2 separate regions of the Mus musculus genome follow, and region 1 is linked to region 2. Evidence: chromatin loops called from intact Hi-C (ENCODE). Cell type or tissue: left cerebral cortex. All regions are shown on one strand. Links, peaks and the distances in the headings refer to the core of each region. The heading gives the core; the rest is flanking DNA.

Region 1 (8,869 bases), core at 2,509-7,508, 230 kb after region 2:
TGGGTGGAGGTGTGGGAAGAAGAGAAAGAAGGAAGAAACAAGACTAGTATTTATCAACTATGATAAGCCAGCACTGTTGCACCACCTCTGTGAGCAGTGTTAGCTGCCAGACAGACCTAATTTACAGAAAAAAGGTGAAGACCCAGAGAAGTTACATCATGTATCCTCAGTTACCATAAGAGGTGATAGAGCTTATACCCACATTCCTGCCACTTGGTACCTTTCCCACTACACTGCTCCGCCCTAAGTTAGAAAGTCTCTTGAGATGATCTTTGCAGCCATCAGGGCTCTTTCAGAGCCAGCCAAGCTCCTCTTCTGAGATGCTGTTTCTAATATTTCCTTCCTTCTCTTCCCTCCCCTCCCTCGTGCAGCCTCCTTTCCCTTCCTCCCACCCACCTTCTGTACTGTTTTTCCATTTTTACTTTCAAGTTCCAGCAATATTGCCTTAATAATAATTTCTTTGTCTGAAATGTAGGTCAGTGGTAGAGCACTTGCCTGGCAAATATGTGGTCTGGATTCAATACCCAGCCCTGAAAAAAGTCTTATATCTGAACAATCCTGTGTATGTATATCTAACCCCCTGAAAGAGGATGTAATAGAAATAGAAAAGCAAATCATGGCCTGGCTGCTGCCTTGGGAAGTTAGCTTTTTGAAATGGCTCTCCATCCCTCTTCCTTTTTACCCACTTGTCTCTGCTTCCAACTTTTTCAGCTCTACAAATAGCTGCTGGACTGTCCTTCCTGATCATTCTTTTATGCCTTTATTTGATGCCACTGGGGATTTATTCTCCCTGTATTCTGAAGAAGGAGAATTTAGGGCCTAAGCCCACCCTCTTTGGACATAGAGGTGCACCCATGGTAGGTCTGAGAATATTGAGCTTGGACGAAGGTAAGTGGGTATGGTACTGTGGATGAGAGGAGGGAACCTCAGAAACATCAGCAACCCTGGAGAGGAAAAGGAATCTTGGCATAACAAGAATAAAGACTTGTATATGTTGTATTTGAACTGAGGTCATCTAACTCCTGGTCAGCTTCTCTTTACAGTGCCCAGTGTTTGGCCTCTTTGACAAGAGAGCACAGGGAACCAAGCTCTGCTTTTCAAAGCCCTTTCATTCCCAGGCTCTATGCCTACCACAAAAGAAATGTTGGGAGGAACGACTCTAAGGCATAGGGATTAATGTCCCCTTTCTTCCATAGTTGGCGCCAGAGAATACCATGATGTCCTTTGAGAAGGCTGTTGAATTAGATGTTTCTGGCCTGGAGACAGATATATACTTAAGGTAGGACTAGGGTAGAGTGGAAGAGGGGATTTGTCCAATGTCAGGGGATAGGACCAGTTGGCTCAAGGTGTAAAGAGAATAAGCCTTGAAGAGTTTCCTCCATGTTTGAATAGCATATTTGCACATGCCATATATATTAACCATGTCTCCCTTATAAAATATATTCCTTTACCTCTGTCTTCTTTACCAAAAGCTCACAAACCACATGCAATTCAAGTGGTTTTCCAGTGTAAACCACTAACCCAAACTCAGGACTTACTCATTAACATTCCCTAGATATCTGCTATATTCTAGGCTGCCTTCTGAGTGTTCAGGAGACGCAGTTGAGTGAGATACAGTCATCTGTACCTTCCTGGGGTGAAGGAGATGTGGCATAGTTACAGGTGAGCACAGAACAAGGCCATTTGTGATAACAAGCCTTTCAGAGAAGACTAAATCAAGTGCAAGGGAGCCTCAGTGAAGGAGAAGGATACTTCCTATTCTGTGAAAGAAATCATCTATATGCTCAAAGTTATGTGTGGGTTAACCTTAAAGGAAAATATTCTACTAACCAGAGATGAAGTCATTCCAGACAAAAGCATCAACCTATTTGAAGGTATATTAATGAGCAATAAACAAGTCACAGAGACCCATAAATGTGTAGTGGAAAGTCAGGGTGTCAGAGGCTAGGTGGCTTATTGATTTTTGTTGTTGTTGTTGATTTGTTTCTTTGTATTTGTTTGTTTGCTTAAGCATGTATACATGTGTGCCATGGTGTGTAGTAACCGAGGCCATAGGATGGAGTTGGTTCTTCCTTTCCATCATGTGGACCCCAGAGATCAAAATCAGGTTGTCACATTTGAGAGAATGTGACTTTCCCTTGGAAGGTAACCTCTAAGATGATACCTGTTCTTGAAGACAAAAAGAGTTCCTTATAGATAACAAAAATATGGATTTTGTTTTTCCATCTGTTCATCTAACTTTTGATCTTTTGATTGGAGAATTAAGGCCATTAATATTTAAAGTTATTATTAAAAAGTGTGTGTTGATAACCATCAATTTATTGCCTTTTTGCTATTTGTCTTCTTAGTCCTATTTTATATTTCAGTAATTATAACTTCATTTGTTTACTTTCTGAAGCGTTTGGGCCCCACCTATCTATAGGTAATCAATGGTCACTGAGAGTGGGAGAATCTGTTTTCTCCAGGGACAAGCTTTTTGATAGGTCACCCAACCCTAGGTGGTCCCTAAACACATGCATATATGACCAACACCAAATAGACTTAGTTTGTTTATTTTTATATATGTCAATAATGTTTATAGAAGTAGAGGTCATGAATGAGGGCATACAACAGGAGTTGGAGCAGGGACAGAAAGTAGTGGAAATTATGTAAATATAGTACTCATGTAAGAAATTCTAGAAAATAAATTCAAAGATTAAAATGAAAAAAAAACATTACAGTAGTGTAAAGTATTATTAAAAATAAGTGAACCACTTAGCAAATTAGCAAAAAGCCATGTATAGATATTTTATACTAGAAGATATACAGGTAACAAGTTCATAAGTGCACATCTTTTCAACTTCATTAGATATTAGGAAAATATGAGTAGTACTAGCATTACTCATCTATCTGAATGTCTTAGGAGAGAGCAAGATGGCAAATCTGATTCAAATCCTCTAATGATAATCTTACCATAGACATACCCTTTTGAACAGCTATTCATTTACAAGAGCCAAGAAAGCCAGGGAAGGGACCATACTGCCTGGTTTTAGTAAAATAATAAGGAAGGATTTATTGAAGAAGCAGGAAGAAAAGAATTGCCAATCAGCCTTCCTTCAATTCTCAGAAGCATGGAGAGAGAAGAGGGAGTGATGGGAGGAGAGAATCAAGTACAGGACTTAGACCTCAAATCCAACGTCAGGCCTGTCAGGTGCCTGTAGACCCTGTCCTCAGACCAACACTCATGACTACTGAACTACTAGAATTGTGTTAACTAGCTACCGGATTACCTCTACCACCTCTCTCCCAATGTTGACTAGCAGAGAAGAAAGCAAGATTCTACTTTCTGGGAGCAAAGCACAAAAGCTACCACAGGACTTTGCCTACTTTGGAGAAGACCTGCGTCAGGTAGAAACTAAACACCCATCCTGCTGAGGTCTTAGACAGAGCCTCTAGGTATGCTTGAGCCTCAGTCAGAGAGACCTCAGAATCCGGACAGACTCAAGTTTTGGCCCAGTCCATTATCAGCCTTGGGTTGGGCTTGTTCACTCCCACTCCCAAACACCCAGCCCATGCAGGGCCCTGTGAGATTCAAGTGCATCAGCCTTGGCAGCTTAAAGACTTCCTGTGCTACCTGTTGCCAAGCCTTGGGCAGCACAGGTATTCCTCGGCTAGTCCTCAGAGATGGAGATTTTAGAATTTCCCTAGATCTATATCCCAGTGGGATACATTTGTCTTCTGGCTTGATTCACCAGCAGCTGTAGTGCGAGCCTGGATATACCCCTGAAGCTTTGCAGGTCCTAATGGAAAACTCAGTTATGACTTATTAGCTTTTGAGTACACGTCACTGGTGACAGGGCAGATGTAGAGGGGTCCATCTGCAAGTACGGGGCAGAGAAAGCTGTACTACCAGAGGTGAGCCACCAAGGCTGGATCGTAAGTTGGGATGGAGTACATTAACACTATCCCAACTTGGATAGCAAGACTATGCTGTGGAGAGGATGTGGTAACAAGCATAGGACTTTGCCTTGGAGATTAATACTGGATGTATGAAACCTCACACTGGTCAGAACCCTAACAGTCCCTGTCCTCAGGCCTATCTGTGGAAAGGCCCTCTACAACAGCCCTGGTTTATTGGTTTTTTTTTTTCCTTCCCAGTGCCACCTGTGACTGATTGCAGCAGACTCTGGCTATGAGTTAGCAGTAGGCAGTCAACAACAGTGTAGAATTCAATTCTTGACAGTCTGTCTGCTGTGAGTGTGACAGTGTTGCAGTTTTGGTGGCCCTATATTAGAATGGCATAGAGGCCTGGGGCTGGTCCCTCCATGGTACTTATATCCAGAGAGGGCAGAGTCTTCAGTGTCTAAATACCTCCTGGTGACTGTGGGTGAAATTGTTCAGACTAATATAACTCTCTGCAGAGGTTTAGATACTTCTCTAGTTCACTCCATGAGCAAATTAGCATCTGGGGATTTGAAGTAAGCGTGGGCTTGGACCACCCTCTAGTGCTGAAACAGTGGCAGTGCTCCTGCAGTGACTCCAGCACACATGGCTGCAGAAATTACTATAGACCAACAGAAAACACATAGCCTGCATAGACTTTCTAGAAAAGTAAGCACAAAGCCAGAGTACAAAAACTGAAGCAACTACATCACACACTAATAAGCATCAGGGATGTTCATGGAACTATAACCTCACCTGACAGTTGAAATAAGGTACCAGGAGGTGAACAAATGGTAACTAGTATAGTCTTTGATAGTGAACTTAAGACGTTTTAAAGAAACTTGATGACCTTCAAAAGAAAACAGAATGATTCAGTACTCAGAGAAACTTGACAGCAATGGAAGCATTTTTTAAAAATAAAGCTTAGTTGAGCTGAAATGACACAGTAAGTCATTAAAAATCTAGGAGATAGAAGAGACCAATACAGGAAAGAAGTAATGAACTCAGAAACAGGCTATTTGAAACCATAATTGGAGAGAAAAAAGAATATAAAGCATGAAGAATACTTGAACAGCTTTAGAGTAGAATTAGAAGAGCAAAGATTCAATCTGTTGGGTTTCAAGAGGGATTTAGTAATTCCACGTGGATATGCAACTCGTCAGAAAGTTAGTGATGAAAATGGAAACTTCCAAATCCTCAGGAGGAAACAAATATCCAGGGACAGGAAAGTCAGAGGTCACTAATCACTCAACAAAACCTGCCCCAAAGCATGACGATGTCAAACTTTCAAAAGGCAAAAAGGATATCCTCAAAGTAATAAGTGTTGGTATCAGGACCCCTGACATCACATCTAGGCAACAGCGTGACCCACACACCCTTTGCCAAGGCAACAGCCATCGTATTCCCAGAATCCACTTGACTCACCTCCCATCATTACCTGTGGCTACGTCAATATCTATATTTAAAAGGAAGACCCCTCTGATCTCCCTCTTTCTTTCCCCCTTCCCTTTCTGCTGCCACCTTGCCCTTTTCTCTCTCAATAAACCTCAAGTGGAACTGTTTGGTCTGGTGTGGTCTTTCTGGAGCCACACAACGATCACAACAAGTGTTCCCTGAGTACCTAAGACAGACAGACATATCGTTGTGGACCAGGAGAGGTGCATGTGAGTTCTAGGAGTTAAAGGTTCTCCACGGAACCACTTTGATCACAGCCAATGTGAATGTATTAGTTGCTTTCCTCATCACTGAGACCAATACCTGGCCCAAGTGGCCTGGAGAAGGAAAGATTTGGTTTGGGACTCACTGTTATGGGGGGATTCCATCCATGATGACAGGGAGAACACAGTAGAGCTGGCTACTTTATCCTGAGCCAGAAAGCAGAAAAAATGGAGATACTAGCATTTGTCTTTGTGAAAGTTGGGTTGCCACAACTTGACATAAACCTAGACATAACTTGGAAGATGGGATTTAATTGAGAAATCATTTTCATAGGATTGGCCTGGAGGCCAGTCTGTAGGGCATTTCCTCAACTAATAATTGACTGATGTCGGAGGACCAGCCCAAATAATAAGACAAATATTAATAGGCCTAAAGGTATATATAGACACCAATACCATAATAGTAAGAATTCTAGTTTGCATTACCAACAATGGATGATAATCCAGAGAGAGTCAATAAAGAAATGACAGAGTTAAGTTGTGCTCAACACCAAATGTTCCCAACAGACATCTATAGAACATGATATCAAATAGCTTCAGAACATAGATTCTTCTTAACAACACATTCAACACAACAACATTTAAGATAAATCATAAATCATATGATAAGACATAAAACAAATCTTAACACATTTTTAAAAATAGAAAGCATATTATGTATTTTTTCTAACTACCTTCCTTTCTTCCACAAAATTGCAAAATACAAACTCAGCACACAGAAATCTGTAATACTGAGAGTTTGTATTTGTGAGGTCCTAGGTCCAATTGTGGGGTTCCTAGCACCACACTCAATCAATAGTAGCATTGCTATGGCTAGTAAGTGGTCAGTTATCAAGAGATAGAAATCAAGATAGGTAGAAATCAAGAGGTGGGGGCTGGAATAGGTAAAGTGTTTGTTGTGTAAGCATGAAGACCAAAGCTCTAATTTCCAGCACCCAAATAAAAGCTAGACATGGTATCACACATTTGTATCCCCAATGCTGAGGGAACAGAGATAGGAAGGTTCCCATGTGCTAGCAGGTCTTGCTAGTTGGTGATCTCCAGGTTTTTGTAAGAGACCCTATTTCAATGAGTAAGATGGAAAGAGATAGAGGAAGATACCTGACACCAACCTCTGCCATCCACACATGAATGCATGGGATGACTTACTTGTGCGCACACACACATACACACACTCACACACACACAAAAGAAATGTGACATCAAGATCTGGGCATGGTAATACATACTTAAAATCCCAGCCTTGAAAGGCAGAGGTAGGAGAATCATGAGTTCAAGGTCACCTTGCACTACATAGTAAGACCCTCTCTCAAACAAACAAACAAACAAAATCAAGAAAACATTTTCATTTATACTAGATGCAAAGCAATATAACACTTGGGAATATGTTTGAAAAGATAAAAGATCTCAGTCCCCTAAAACCTATAGAACATTGGTGAAGAAATGGAAAGACACACAAAACATAAACATGTCCTAGATTTGTGAAATGGGAGACTCTGTGCTATTAAAACATCCATAGTACCCAAAGGACTCTATGGATTTGTGTGATCCTTGTCAACAGATCAATGACAGTTTTCACAGACCTAGAAAAAAGAGTTTTAAAATTGTATGAGACTACTAAAAAACCATAAACAACAGTTTGGAGGAAAAAGAACAAACTAGAAGGAATTATACTATGGATCTTCAAAATCTATTACTATGCTATGGTAATAAAAATAGCATGGATAGCCAGGTGTGGTGGCTCATGTTTTATTCCTAGAACTCGGGAGCTGAATGATAAGCCATTCCTGGCTTTGAGGGCCAGAGCTTCTGGGTTCTGTGTTTCAGTGTATTGCTCCATTTTCAAATCCCCTGCTCTTTGAATGACCTGTTACATATTTGTGTGTGGCAGTAATAGAAGTGTTCATATGTGTGGGCACATGTAGAGAGCAGAAGTTGGCATTGGCATACCTTTCTCTCTCATTCTTTGCACCCCTGCCTCACACAGAATCTCTCATTGAACTTGGATCTCATTATCTAGATTAGAATGGATGGCCAGGGAGCCCTCAAGATCTACCTGTCTCTACTTCCTAGTGCTGGAGTTACAAATGTGTGCTGTGTCCAGGTTTTATGTGGGTGCTAGGATCTTAACTTAGGTTCTCATGCTTGCATAGCAAGTACTTTACCAACTGGGCCACTCTCCAACCATAGTTGTAAATTTTATCCAGCAGGATTTTTATCTAATTACTATAGTTTTCATCACCAGAATTTCAATTTCTTCTTATAACACACACACACACACTACCTGTAGACAAGGTTTAAACTAGACATCACCTGCTTCAACCTCCTGCATGTTTTATCCCACCAAAGTTGGCTCTACAGAAATATTTTATATTCATGTTTACTTTGCATGTTAGTTGCAAATTTATAATATTATTCCATACTATCTAGTGTCCTTGTCTAATCCTATCCACTGTTATTTTTTAGTTTGTCTCTGTCAAAGAAGCTCACTGGCATATATGGACATATTCTTGGATCTTTACATCTCAAAGTTTTTATTACATGCTAGACATTGTAATTTTACATGGATGGGGGCTACTTTTGTTGTTTCCCTAAAGAATGTTGGGCTTTTTCTAGCAGGTCGATGAAGTAGAAGTACTTCTAACTAGTTTGATCCTCTGAAGAGGTCTTAAGCACTCTTATGGAGGTACTTAAGTGGATGTACACTGTTCTAGGTCTAAGTTATCTTCATTTCTAAGGTATGTCTTTCTCGAATCTGTAACGAATACCCATGCAATTACTGAGGTCTCTCCTCTCTTGTTGAATGGAATCGACTGACTCACACCTCATGTGAGTTCTGCCATTTGGGGGATTCTGATAATTTTTCTTTTCTTGAAAGTTGTTTGTCTAAAGTTTCTATTGCATTTATTTACTTGCATGTTTATGTATGCATGTGCATGGACACACATCTAGAGGTCAGAGGACAGCCGGTTTTCTCCGTCTACCATATGGGTTGTGGGGATTGAACTTAGGTTGGCAGGCTGGGCAGTGAATACCTTTTCCACTGAGCTGTGCCACCAGCCCGAAAGTTGTTCTTGCTAAGCTCCAAAAAGTTTCCTGTGTGCCGACTGACACTTTGTAAGACTTAAGATCTCTGTGTGCACTGCTCAGGAGCTATTCTTTGTTTTGGCATAGCTCCATCCTCTATGGGACTCTTCAATACATTGCAATTTTCTTTTCCTACTCTGATC
Region 2 (8,869 bases), core at 1,441-6,440:
AAAAATCATCACAATATGCATTGTCATTAAGTAGACTTAGGACATTGCTTCAGTTAGGAAGCAAGAGCCAAGCAAATGGTGCCTGTGAGGCTGAGCCCTGTTCTGAGCTATTCCCTGCTGGGTAAAACAATGGCTTTCAGGCTGTGCTTTGTCCTGGGTGGCTGCATCTCTAAGCTCCATTGGGCTCCATTTTGAGGGCAAATAGAGAAGTGAATGGCTCTGAACCTCATATCCACAGACCTGTCCAGCAACAACCATGAGGCACACACTGATAAGCCTTTCTTTAAAATATTTATCTTTATGTTATGTCGATGAATGCTTGCCTGCCTGTAGGAGGCATCAGATCCCTGGAGTGGGAGGTGTGGATGGTTGTAAGCCTCTGTGTGGGTCCTGGGAATTAAACCCACATCCCAGTAAGAACAGGAAGTAACACTTTACCACTGAGCCATTGCTCTGGCCTCTAAACATTTATTCTTTTTTCATTTTTTCTCTCTTACGTAGCTGGCTGTCCTGGAACTGTTATAGACCAGGCTGACCTCAAACTCACACAGATCTACCTGCCTCTGCCTCCTGAGTGCTGGGATTAAAGGTGTGTGCTACCACACCCAGCCTAATAATTTCTTCTTAAAAGATGTCAACTATAAACAAAGTGGAAACATATTAGCCCATGGGCATAGTAAAACCATATTAGAGAGCTGGAGAGATGGCTCAGTAGTCAGAGCTCAACACTACCTGTAACTCCAGGTCTAGGGCTTCCCAGACCCTCTTCTGCTCTCCATGGGCTCCTGCACACAAAGGACACACACACAATACTCAGAAATAAGTCTTTAGAACCATATAAACTAGGACTTACCAGAGGGCACTGAACACATCAGTAACAACAGCCCTGTCAACCTGTCATCTAACTGCTTGGTGTACGGGACCAGGGACTGACAGGCAGAGAGCTCCTTGCTCCTTACTGTCTCAAACTTCCCCTCAACTTGGTAGCCACTGCTTGATGCAGCCCACTAGTATTGCTGTCTGTCCACCTCTCCATCTGCTCATCTCTCTGCACCTAGTCCTGTACCTGTCCTCCATGCTTCTGCTTCTGGGCGGCTCAGCTTTGTGGCGTTGTGTGCTACCATGAGCTCTCCAGGTGGGTGTGTAGTCTAACCCCCTCCCGTGACTGCCTGTATCAGCTCTCTGCCTCTGCTTCTAGTAAGGCCTCTTGGAACCCTTTGATGAACTGAGGTCCTTTAAACCCCTTTCCAGCCCATGTTATAACCTATGTATATACACAGATATAGATACAATCACTGCGATGTTTAATGTATGATTTGAGAGTTTGTAGGAGTAATTAATTTCAAGTATAACAGGCATGGTGGTATATAACTGTATACCACAACTATAATCCCAGCACTTGAAGTAGAAGTATCACAAGTTGAAGGTCATCTTTGGCTACATGAGACACGGTTTCAAAAATAAGTAAATATGTGGAATAAAAAAAAAAAAAACCTCTTGTTTGCCAACAGCCAGCTATCAAGAGAAATTCAGGCTACTTGGCAAATTGTAGCCAACAAAATCAACAAAAATCTTGTGCATTTATTGTTATTTAACAAATTCTGACATCGTGGAAAGACGTGGATATATTTGTCTGTATAGCATAAACCTTTAGAGCAGTGGTTCTCAACCTTCCTAATGCTGTGACCCTTTAATACTGTTGTGGGGACCCCAACCATAAAATTATTTTTGTTGCTACTTTGTAACTGTAATTTTGCTACTGTTATGAACCGTAATATAAATGTCTGTGCCTTCCCATGGTCTTAGGCCAACCCCTGTGAAAGGGTCATTCATTCTACTCTCCGAAGGGGTCACAAATCACACCTGATGTTGAACATTTTACAGCAACTAAATCAATCTTTCTCTTTTCAGAGCCAGGAAATCACTATCACCCCTCCAGAGTGACATTAATAACTAAGACATCTTAGCTTTAGTGAAACAACATCAAAGACCTTCTTTGTTCTTTTATACTATAGAAGACAGATCAGAAAGTTAAAATAGAGTACAAAAGAGGCCAAGTTAGTAGCACTCCAGAGGCAGCAAAGTGGATCTTGCAAGCTCAAGGCTGGCCAAGGGGTCATATTGAGAACCTGTCTCAAACAACAACATGTAAAATTACAGTGACAACAACAGCAAAAAGGGCCCCTGAGGGACAGGGAAGAGATACCATTAAGATTTCAGGGAGAGCGCGCGGGGGGGTGGGGGGGCTCTTATGTTTTGTTCTTTAAGCTGACTACTGTCGCAGCTAAAGAGTGACTTCGGTTTGTGTTGGTGCTGTTGTACGGTCATGTGGAAACCAAGAAGGTAAGGAAAATGCTGACACCGAAGTTTGTGAGGGGACTCTCAGGCTAAGGGAGTGGCGACTGGGAGGAGGAGGGTAGGTGGAGAAGAACAAGGAAAAGTACAGGGGACACTGAGGCAGAGAGAAGAGGTCTGGTGGTCCACCAGGGAATGCAGGAAACGGTCAGAGATGGGACATGAGCAGAACCTGGGGAACGGACACACAGTGCCCTATGCACTGGGACAGCACAGCAAAGCCCAGTGGGAGGTGTTCACGTCAGTGCTGTGACAGTACAGGTTGTAGCCGCCCTCGGCCACACGAACTGGGTTCCTGAGATTTCAGATCAAGGCCCAATAATTACTAAGAGTCTGTGCTTATAAAGGGAGGAGGCCCATCTCCCTGCCAAGCCAGGCTTCTTGATGCTTTGTTGCTAAGTTGTTAGCACTAGTCTGCCAGAGCTGTTAGCATTAGGTCGCCAGTTCCACAGGCTGTCAGCTCTCTCAGGAAGACAGGTTCAACCTCTCAGCAGAAGCGGTGTCTTAGAGAAGAGCAGTGGCAGGTGACAGAACAATAGAACCATCCAGGTGGTCTCATTCACAGTGGCAGCAAGGTCTGAATCATCCCTGGTCACATTTATCACATGCTAACAACTTTCCAGAATTTAGCTATGTCTTCTACCTTTATAACAACCCCGTGAGGGTTGGGGTACAGCTCAGTGGTAAAACATTTGCCCAACACACATAAGGCCCTGGGTGTGACCCACGGCACTTCAAAAAGAAAAACAAACAAAACCACCACACAATACCATGAGGTAAGTATTGTCCCCATTAAAACAAAATAAAAACAAACAAACAAACAAACAAACAAAAACCTCAGGGCCTACAAGATGGCTCAATGGGTAAAAGGCTTGTATCAAAATTGGTAAGCTGGTGACCCTAGTTGATCCCTATAATCCACGTAAACTGAGAGGAGAGAAATGACTCAAGAGAGTTGTTCTTTAACCTCCACACATGTGCTGTGACGTGAGTGCCCTTGAATACACGAACACGCACACGCACGCATGCACGCACTCGCACACACACTTTTTACCGTGGATAGTATAGTACCTTGACAATGGGCACGGGCCATCAGTAAACACAAGGAAAGGGAACAAAGCTGTATTGCATTAGAGTTGAGTCTTGATATCTTGTCTTTCTCATGCTACTGATATCAATTCCTTTTGCTTCGTATTAGGAAAAACAAAACGGGTGCTAAGGATACAGAGGCCACAGAAACATGGTCAGGCCCCAGGGCCAATTACCAGCCAGCCTTCTTAGGTAGGACTGTGTGTGGCACATTCTACCACAAGGTGGCAGCACACACACTCATTCCTTCAGTGGCCACACAGGTTTTTTTTGTTTGTTTTTTTGTTTGTTTGCTTTGTTTTTTTTTTCCAGTATAAATGTAGTAAATAAACGGGATACAATGCTGTAACTCCAGCATTCAGAAGGCAGAGGTCAAAGATATGCCACAAGGTCATCCTGGTCTACATAATGAATTCCAGGCCATCCAGGGACACACAACAAGACCCTGCCAAAGCAAGGCAGAGAACCGCTGGCTCAACAGTTAAGAGCGTTCGTGTGGTTCTCTCGCAGAGACCGGAGTCTGGCTCCTTGCACCCACACTAGGCATCTCACAATCGCCTGTAACACCAGCTGCAGGGAATCCAACACTCTCTTCTGGTAGCTGACTGCCCCCCAGCCCTCCCACCCCCCTTACATGCACTCAGACAGACAGATAGGCAAGCACACTAACACATACCATAAATAAATATAAATGTTTTTTTAAAAAGCCAAAACAAAAACAATGCTAAAAATTTATCAGTTATAGTCTATCTTTGATTTTTTTTTTTTTTTACCAGAACTAGTTGGTCTGAAACAGTTCACAGAAATAGTTGACACTGTTGTAAGTTTTAGCATCTTGACATTTGACACCAAGCAAGCAGGAGTAAACAAAACACAAATGTCTTTCAATGTCATGAGAGACTGACACAGAATAAGCCATGGCCACTGACTCTCCGCTCAGGACACGATGGAGGCCTGAACGCCCAGAGCTCCCGCACACCCCTTGGGACAGGGGTTCCCCGGGAAGCTGCTTACCTCAAAGACTGGCCACCTGAATTTGATCTCCTGAGTGCTCATCAGGTGAAAGGAGAGAACAGACTCCATGGAGCTGTTCTCGGCTCTCCACAGGCGCACTACAGTGTGCGCATGTGTGCGTGCACACACATATACAGCCACACTCTCAATTCCCTAGGTTAATTGGGCATGTTGCACACCGCACTCAGAACTCTTGATGCAGTATTTGTCTTATTACTCAACGAGCAATGGCTGCATCTTTAGTAATTACTCATGTGATTTTTGTTTATTGGGGTTTTTTTTTTCTATCATTTGAGAGCCTCAACGATTAGCCCATCTATTGTTCCTCAACCTTGGATGTACTTTGGAATCACGTGGGAAGCTTTAAAAAAAACCTGCAATTTATCTGGTCCCAGTCCCAGAGGCTCTGATTTAGTGGGTATGGGGTGTGAGAGAATTCTTAGCTTTTTGTTTTGGTTCTTAGGTGCTGGGATGGAAGCTGTGGCCTTATGTATATAAGCTATGAGCTATGTTTCCTTTCTTCCTTGGAGTTGTAACCCTTTAATATTATGGTGACACACACCCCCACCACAAAATTATTTCTGTGGCTACTTCCGGCTACTTCATAAGTGTAATTTTGCTACTGTTGTGAACCATAATGTAAATATCTGATACGTAGGATGTATGGTATGGAAATCCAGAGGGGTCGAGACCCACAGGGTGAGAACTACTTCCCTAGATGGCTCTACTATGAATGCAGGATAGAGGAATATTCTTCTATCCTGACATGCTGAGGAGGCTCAAAGGATGGACACAGTTTATCCAGTGACACAAAATTAAGAATGCAAACAAAAATGGCCGACTCAAAGCCTTGGGCTGACTTAGTGCACAGAGCAGTCCCTGGTTCTCTGCTGAGCCTCCAGGCCAGGTCCATCTGTTGTCTAACCCACAGCAGTACAAGCTGTGACTCCAGTGCTTATCATGTGCCAAACACTGAGTAAACCACAGAACACGTTACTTGAATATATCAGCATTCATGGGAGGTGTGAGGGCCCTGTGGAAAGCAGAGGAAGGTCAAAGGTGAAGCAAGAGGCAGAAGCCACTGTTCAGAGAATCCAGGAGGCTAGCCGAGTTCCAGCCAGAGAAGCCAGTACAGTGCTGGATGAAGGCCGACTCTGAAAACCCAGGCTTTTGGGCTGTATTCACCACCATCCACCTTCCCCATCTTACAGAACCAGTCATAACTCAGAGATAAGGAGGTGCCTGCATTCAGTGGAGAGAGAACTCAGCAGTTAAGAGCAATGGCTGCTCTTACAGAGGATTTGGGGTTGATTCCCAGAACTCACATGACGGCTCACAATTATCTGTAATTCCAGTTTCAAGAGGTCAGATGCCCTCTTCTGGCCTCCAAGGGCACCAGGCACACATCTGATACACAAGACATATATGCAGGCAAATACCCATACACATAAAAACATAATGAACATAATGAAATAATAGTTTTAGGAGTTAAAAACAAAACAAAATAAAAGCGTGCGTGTACACACACACACACACACACACACACACACACACACACGCACACGCGCACGCCTTCCAGGATCTCTTTACTGACTCCAGTTCCATGGTCTCTGTCACCCACATTAGTCCTGTATGTGACTTGATCTCTTTCCATGGCTGAACGGGAGCTTCCTCTCGCTGCTCTCTCTGCATTTCTTTCTAGCAGGTGGAGCTGTGGGAGAGTGACGAACTATACTAAAAAGACACTAGTACTCGGTATTTTGTAAGGCTCCAGCCTTGGCATTGTCCTGAGAAGGGGGATCCTGGCAGCCCGGGAGGTGTTAAAAAAAACAAACAAACAAACAAAAAAACAAAACAAAACAAAACAAACAAACAAAAAAAAAAACGTGAACCGAACTTTTTGGCCTTGCTTTCGTGGAAACATGCCCTCTTCCGCGAGCGAGCCGCTAGGTGGCAGGCGATACCCTAGCTCAGAGTGAGCTGCGTCCAACCGCAGTAGGAATTTTCCTCCTTGTACAACACAAAGCCAGACTTTTCTCTGCGGCCTGGCCACCAGAACATTCTGTCCCGCCAGAGGCCGGTGGTCAGGATCCACCCGCGTTGGGAGAACCTCTTCTGTTTGCACGGCTTGACGGAGAACACTACTGTTGATTTTATGGTGACTGCTACCTTGTAGCCTCCAAAACTTAGTGAGCCTGGGCCTGGGGAAGGCTGTCACAACTTATTTATTTATTTATTTATTTATTTATTTATTTATTTCCATTTTTTATTAGGTATTTAGCTCATTTACATTTCCAATGCTATACCAAAAGTCCCTCATACCCACCCACCCCCACTCCCGGCTGTCACAACTTTGAGGAGCAGGGATGTTGCTGGTGCGAAGGAAGCCTGGCTGCTGCTCCGGGCTCTTCTGCACAATGCCTCCTCCTTCTGGATCTAGAGCTTGTGCACCCTTGGGGAAGCCAGCCACACTGCATCCCTGCCAAGCTCTGTCTCGGGCCTATGGGTGCAGGGGAAGGCATTTGTGGTTTTTTTGTTATTGTTGTTGTGGGGTGGTGGTGGTTTGTTTTTGTTTTTGTTTTGTTTTGTTTTGTTTCCAACAGAACTCAAAGACCTGGAGACTGGGATTGTGTACATTGTTGGGGGAACTCTCCTGTGTGCACGGCTGTAGCGGGACACTTTGTGAAGCAGCGTCCACGTTCTCTAATTTAGAAAGTAAAAGTAAAAGGAGCTCAGTGTGGGCGCAAGCCTTTGGTTCCAGCACTCAGGAAATAGAGACAGGAAGAGCTCTGTGAATTTCAGGCCAGCCAGAGTTACACAGTGAGATCCTCTTTCTAAGTATCTAACTAGGGCTGGGGAGATGGCTCAGAGGAGAACCTAGGTTCCCAGCACACAGTGGTTGCTCACAACCACCGGTAACCCCGGTTCTAGAGGACCTGATCCATTGTCTGACCGCCTCGGCACACATGCAGACAGGACACTCATACACATAAAGTAAAAGACATAGATCTTAAAGGAAATTAGAAGGGACTGGGGAGAGCAAGTCGTGTTTTTTCAGGGGTGTTGACACTGGTTAGTTGTGCATGGTCCACAACCCCGCCCCGTGCTCCTGCAAGCAACCCTGACTGAACACAGCGTGGCTCCAGACCCAAAGTAAAGCAAACAAAAAGGCTCAGAAGTACCGGAGGGACTTGGGAAGATGAAAGCAGTCAACAGGCAGTAGGAGGGCGGGAAGGGGTGGAGGGGGCGGGTCCGAGAAAGTACTTTATGCAAATGTATGACTGTTTAAGAATAAAAAGATGAGTTTTAAAGAGATTTTTTAAAACTAACTATAGGTAAATAAATAGAGAGGATCTCCGATACACTTCCTGCTCCTAATTTATTCTTTTTACATGTAGATGAAACCCACATGCCTTCCTCTAGGGACCTGGAGATGGTGATCACGTCATCCACATATACACACACGTCATTGGAGACTATAGTGTGTTGGTCTGCACTCGGCAGTCAGAAAGTCAGAGGGATTGTCAAAGACCTGTTGGTGAATTTCGTCTCAGGTCTGTTCACTTTCACACATGAAGGAGCCTAGCATTTGTTGGATATAATCTGCTTCTTAGACAGGGCACATCTGCCTGCTTTAAATGCCTGGTATGAATTCTGTCTTATGAACATCTGTGACATAGCCCGTGGACATCTCCGTTTTACCCATGAGGAGGCTGGGCTTTAGAGCTCCTGTAACTTGAGCAAGGACTCCCTAACTAACGTCCAGTGAGTGGTTAAAGCTGGAGGCAGGATACAGAGCTGCCTAACCACAAAACCACCACAGCTATGAGCCTCCCACCTGATCCCCAAGGCAACTCAAGTCATGGTCCCCTCCAGTCATGTGCCATATACACTTTAGCTTAAAATTTCCTTTCAGGTATTCTAGCCCAAGTCCCTCCTATTCCTTAATTTTCTTTTCTTTTCCTCTTTTTTTCCCCCTTATCAAACCAGGATGATGTTTTGTGGCTCAGGACGACTTTGAAGTCAGGATTCCCTTGCCCTCACCTTCCGGGTGCTAGGATTACAGGTGTGCACACCCATGCCTGGTTTTATACCTTACTTGGGTTGCAGCCAGGGCTTCCAGCATGCTAGGCAAGCACTCTGTCAGATACACTTCATCCTTAGCCTAGTTTGTGGTTGTTTTGTGTTTTAACAGAGTGGTGATTTGTTTGTTATTTTAAGCGGAAGTCAGACTTCCTCCCAATAATGATCCATTATAAACTAGGACGCAGGAAAGAATTCATGAAAACCAATTGTAGATTTGGATGTTTGTTAGTATGTTTTTCTTTCTGGAATTAGTTCTTTAATTATACTTATTTATATTGATCAATTGCTGTGATTAGAATATCAAAAAGAATTCAAGAAGATAAAA

Evidence for each region. Peaks named below come from ENCODE experiments on the same cell type or tissue, not always from the same donor. Only the 100,000 strongest peaks of a DNase experiment are listed, where the experiment ranks them.
Region 1: it touches region 2 in a loop (8-fold over the local background); 41 of 42 quality-filtered maps call a loop at or near these places.

Annotation. Positions count from the first base shown.
Region 1 is chr7:97,973,185-97,982,053 of GRCm38, forward strand. It overlaps Gdpd4 (glycerophosphodiester phosphodiesterase domain containing 4), which reads left to right. Exons shown (of 18, transcript NM_177696.3): 9 at 712-857; 10 at 1,197-1,279. Among named protein-coding and RNA genes, the nearest start is that of Gdpd4, 58 kb to the left of the region's middle. In left cerebral cortex, for the core only: a CTCF peak has its summit at 4,493 (motif pointing left); a DNase peak (open chromatin) is centred at 4,474.
Region 2 is chr7:97,741,834-97,750,702 of GRCm38, forward strand. No RefSeq gene overlaps it. Among named protein-coding and RNA genes, the nearest start is that of Aqp11, 8.0 kb to the left of the region's middle. In left cerebral cortex, for the core only: CTCF peaks have their summits at 3,659 (motif pointing right), 3,859 and 6,413 (motif pointing right); a DNase peak (open chromatin) is centred at 3,650; H3K4me3 peaks cover 82 bases.